Linked DNA regions of Homo sapiens: region 1 is linked to region 2. Evidence: chromatin loops called from intact Hi-C (ENCODE). Cell type or tissue: mammary epithelial cell. All regions are shown on one strand.

What was found. A loop is a pair of places that touch in the nucleus more often than their neighbours do. Peaks named below come from ENCODE experiments on the same cell type or tissue, not always from the same donor. Only the 100,000 strongest peaks of a DNase experiment are listed, where the experiment ranks them.
Region 1: it touches region 2 in a loop (6-fold over the local background); 2 of 110 quality-filtered maps call a loop at or near these places.

Annotation. Positions count from the first base shown.
Region 1 is chr6:74,990,781-74,993,280 of GRCh38, reverse strand. No RefSeq gene overlaps it. Among named protein-coding and RNA genes, the nearest start is that of SNORD156, 140 kb to the left of the region's middle. In mammary epithelial cell, a CTCF peak has its summit at 1,029 (motif pointing right); a DNase peak (open chromatin) is centred at 1,370; H3K27ac peaks cover 2,308 bases.
Region 2 is chr6:74,938,551-74,941,050 of GRCh38, reverse strand. No RefSeq gene overlaps it. Among named protein-coding and RNA genes, the nearest start is that of SNORD156, 190 kb to the left of the region's middle. In mammary epithelial cell, a CTCF peak has its summit at 1,558 (motif pointing left); no DNase peak of the experiment used is centred here.

The DNA.
Region 1 (2,500 bases), 52 kb before region 2:
TTAAAAAGTGGAATGGATAGCAAAAATAGGAATTTGGAGTAACAGAAGTCCTGGGTAATCCTAAAATAATGCACATAGAGAACATATTTAAGACAATGGGTATAAATCATATTTCTGAGAAGTGGGAAACATGCCTTTCTTTCACAGATCTACTAGTGAATTATCATCTAAGCTATCTTAATATAAACCATAATGATGTAAATCGAAATCACTACTAAATAAATGAAGTGTTTCTGTGAAGTTAAACCAATTAATACTGCCTGTTTCTAAATCAACTTCCTATGAGCCTTTCTGTTAAAAGCACGTCCATTCTGACCATGCGGCTTTAAAACCTGCCTTCTTTCTCACCTCTTCTACTTCTGCAACAGTACTTATCCCTACTGTCTCTTTGCAGATCTTACAAGCAGGACTTTGGTTCAACTTTTATTTAATTAATTAACCTCTGAAATAATCTTCACACTTTTAGCCTTCTCCAACACATCTTGAAACACTTTTGCCAAATTTACCAAATTTAGCTTTGTCAAGTGTAATTCTGACCATACACTCTTTTGCAAAGAAAAAAAGTCCTTTTGTAGGCTACTCATTGTCTACACAATTAAGTGTGAATTCCTAAACTGGGTGTTGAAGGATATCTACATATCCTTTCTATTTGTCCTCTGCTATTTTCTTCATATATTGCGTACTCTGTTAGAGTAATAATGCTCTTCTCTTGCAAATTCATATGGCTACATGACTCGGCAAGGAGGGTTTTTAGTGATGTAGGTCTATACATTTTGTTTAAACAAGTTTATTGAGGTGTAATTGACATATAGTAAACTGTATTCAAAGTGCACAATTTGAAAAGCTTTAACATATATGCATACTTGTGAAACCATCACTACAATCAAGACGATGAACATATCTATCACTCCCAAAAGTTTTCTTGTACACAGAAAGAGGGCCTGGGATCGGCCCAGAGAAACAGAAGATACTTGGGATGTGGATCCCCCCACTGTGTGGCAGGTTTATCAGCCTCTGATTCTGCCTACACAATTTAGGCCATAAGATGGAGCCCTAGCCAGAAAATTTCAAATAGTTTCAGCCAAGTGTTTGGCTCTCTTCTGAAATTGGAAAAAGGATGATTTTTTTTCTTTCACTTACTTACTTTCCTACAAGAGTGTGAACTTGTTTTCTGCAGCCAAAACAAACAAGCTTGAAGATGATGGTATGTATCACACCCAACCACAAAAGCAAGGGGATTATCTGAGGCATAGCAAATGGCTTTGGCGTGTTTCCTGGTTTCTGCCTGTGCAACACACCTGATTAACTACAAAAATAGTCCTATAAGCAATGGAATTCTCTTTCTCCTCCTTTCCTCCCTGCTTTTCTTCCCTTCAGTATGAATTTGGGTGTGGACAAAATAATTCCAAATGGAAAGTCCAATAATGGGTCTCTATGATAGAAGATTACAGGGGCCTGCACTTACATGCAAAACCCTGGGGTGTGAGCAACCACCCTGTCTATTGCAGACAAAACACAAATCATGAAGACAGTGAGCAATAACTTATTTTGGCGTGAATATTAGCCACATCCATGTGCAATCAATGTTAGTCATTCTCAATGACACCCAATTTCTTTCTAAAGACAATACACATAAACATATAGCCATATTTCACATTTTTTGTTGTTTTGAGACAGTTTCTGCTCTTTTGTTCAAGATGAAGTGCAGTAGTGTGCACATAGTTCATTATAGCCTCAAACTCCTGGGCTCAGGCAATCCTCCTATCTCAGCCTCCTGAGTAGCTGGGACTATAGGTGTACATGATCAGGTCCAGGTATTTTTTTTTTTTTTTTTTTTCGTAGAGACAGGGTCTTCCTATATTGTCCAGGGTGGTCTGAAACTCCTGGCCTCAAGTAATCTTCCCTCCTTGACCTCCCAGATTGCTGGAATTATAGGCATGAGCCACTGGGCCTGGCCCCTATTTCATGATTTTAATAAGAAAGATCATTATCTCTTATCCCTGGCAATATGGTGCAATCAAGATTTTTACATTAAATATTTGAGAAAAATTACCGTTTAGATATTTCTGAAATGTGAATACCTTGAACAGGGCTGAATGCTATTCCTGAAGATGTTACTGGGCCCTTTACTCTCAAACAGGCATTTGAAGTAGGGGTCAAGATCTAATAGTCTCAGACCATTTAAGGGTCACTTGCAAGGGGATCTACCAAGGGGATAACATAAAGCCACCACTTAAGGGCTTGCAAGAACTGCTGGAAACCTTCTATCTGTAAATTCGTGAAGTGAATAATATATCATTGCAAATGACCACTATGCTGGTACTTTCAAAATAAACTTTTTGTTGAAGTATAACAGATAATGTGCACAGTTTAAAAATGTATGGCTGGATGAGTTTCCACAAAGTGCATATGCCTACATAATCACTCCTTGTATCAAGAAGCTGATCATTGGAATCCCGTCTTACCCCTTCCTGATAAGGTAACCACTATTCTGGTATGT
Region 2 (2,500 bases):
ACTAAACAGGTTAATGTAGATGAAAGTTTAAGCACAGTCTGTGACAGTGAAGTGGTATGTATGCTCACTCAATTACTTTACTACCAGGGTTGTTAATGTTACTACACAGACATCTTTCCTTCCAAATTCCCTGGCTTTCTAAGAAGTTCACCCACAATTCTGCATGTTGGAGAGCAGCTTTGGTGTGAGTTTCTCATTGCTCTTGGCTCCACTTCACATTCGACTTCTTTCAGGTAATGCCTCCCCTGAGTTACCCATTTGAGTAGAGAGGGGGGCCAGGATTGCAACCATATCCCATATCTTTCATTCAGTCTCTAGAGATTCAAGGGCTATGTAAACAGGATTTCCATTCATACTGAAAATGACTAGGAGATAAAGCCACAGGCACACATCACAAAGAAATAAAGCTGAATAAAGACGGACAAGTAATAGAAGCCTAAAGAGTCAACCAAGCTATTGAATAAAATATATTCACTAATCCTGGAGAAAATACATGTTTAACATTCTAAGTTAGAAGACATGAAGGTAAAAAATTTGACCAAGGAATGTGTGAATCAATCAGATTTTACTGGCGCAAGGAATGTTTTGAAGAGTCATTTCAACATCTTATGTAATAATGAAATGTATCCAGAGAGAATAAAGGAGTTGACTCAGATCACATGTGTATGGAAAGAGCTCTGGTCTATACTGTGGGTCAAAAACGACTAGGCCAGTGGTTTTAATTGATACAACATTTCATACTTCTTTAATACTCTGTAGAGAATGCCACTTACTGTTGTTTCTGAAGTGACCTGAAGGACAGTTGAGAGCCAACCTAATGTAGGAATGTCTCTTGTCTCTTTTCCCAGCACGCTCTCCAGAAGGGAAAATCCCCAAACAAGTCTTCAAATATGAGCTTTTCAGCTATCCATGATAGCCTATAATTTCAAGCTTTTTAAGGTCATTCTGGGAGAGATGTTTAAGATGAGAGAGTTCTTTTTCCTTTTGAAAAAAGAAACCTCTGGTTTTCCAAACATTTCATAAACCTCTGGAATTCTTTGGAGTGAGCCAGAAGTGGAAAAAGTAACTGAAACTGCTTGGGAAAAATTAGTAGTAGCTGTTGAAAAGAGCATTTATCAGTAATCCAGACATCGAAGACATTTAGACTTTGTTGAACAGGCAGTTTGTGGTGAGAAATGACTGGTTTAGGGGCATTGCTAGTCAGGCAACCTGGGCTAGAACTGGCTGGGTTGTGTTGGTTTCCTAGGGCTGTTGTAATCAAGTACTGCAAAGGAGGTGCCTTAAAACAGTGTAAATTTATTATTTCACAGTTCTGGAGGCTATAAGTCCAAACCAAGTTTTCTGCAGGGCCATGCTTTCTCTGAAGGCTGTAGAGGAGAATCTGTTCCATGTCTTTCTCTTAGCTTCTGGTATTGCTGGTAATCCTTGGTGTTCCCTGGCTTGTAAATATGTACATCAATCTCAACCTCTGTTACCTGACATTCTGTCCCACAGTGGTTTCCTCTCCTCTTCAACATGTGTCAGTCTTATGCAAATGTACTCACGCACACAGTGACATCTAGTGGGTCTGGACATAGACAGTTGAATCCTCTTGAATGCTGGAATCCCTTTATGGTTTGACTATCTCTTTATTTGAGGATCATAAGTCTATGTGTTTCCAAGGAATTTTGCTGACACTATGCAGCTATCAGCATGAAATGAGGCTCAAGTTTATTAGTAGCTCTGTGAACGTAATAGATGGAAACTATATTTGACCTGTTTTTTTTTTCTTGGAAAGCCAATAAAATTTCACACAAGCCAGGATGGAACATGAGACACAAGGCATTTCCTCCACATTAGTATCTTTAAGCCATAAGAGAGGCAAAGTATCATCTGAAAGAGACTTCACATATTTGTGTATAAAGTTTTCTTCATTAAATGTGACTCTTAAATGGAAAAACAAAGATATGTTTTACACAGAGTCCCCTTCAACTTTTCTTTGGTCACCCTCTTCCTCCCCGACTGACAGCTTTGTTTTCATTCGTTGAGAGGTCTTTCTCTTATCCACAGTGGACGGATCATGTTTTCAAGAGCTTCTGCATATACAGTCACAATAATAGGGAAGTTTATTGAGATGTTCAAGTATGGTTTGGTTTAAATATTTATAATGATATATATATATTATATATAAATATATATAATATATATATAGACAGCTGATATGAATGAAGAACTACATGTCAAATTGTAAACATCAGATGAATAACATCAAGAAAGTAGAAATGTTTGTTTCTTGTGAATGTAGTCAGTGGTTCAAATGTGAATGTTAATATATTGTCAGATTACTGTGTAATGCTTTCAAAGGGGCCAGGAAATAAGGTAACTGCTTGTTCTAAGATAAATGTCTCACAAAAGATATGCTACCCTTTGTATTTTCTTTCTGAGAACCTAGCAAAACAAAAATAGTATTTGCCAACCATTTTTAATATTTGTAACTATGTAAATTTCAGCATGAGAGCTT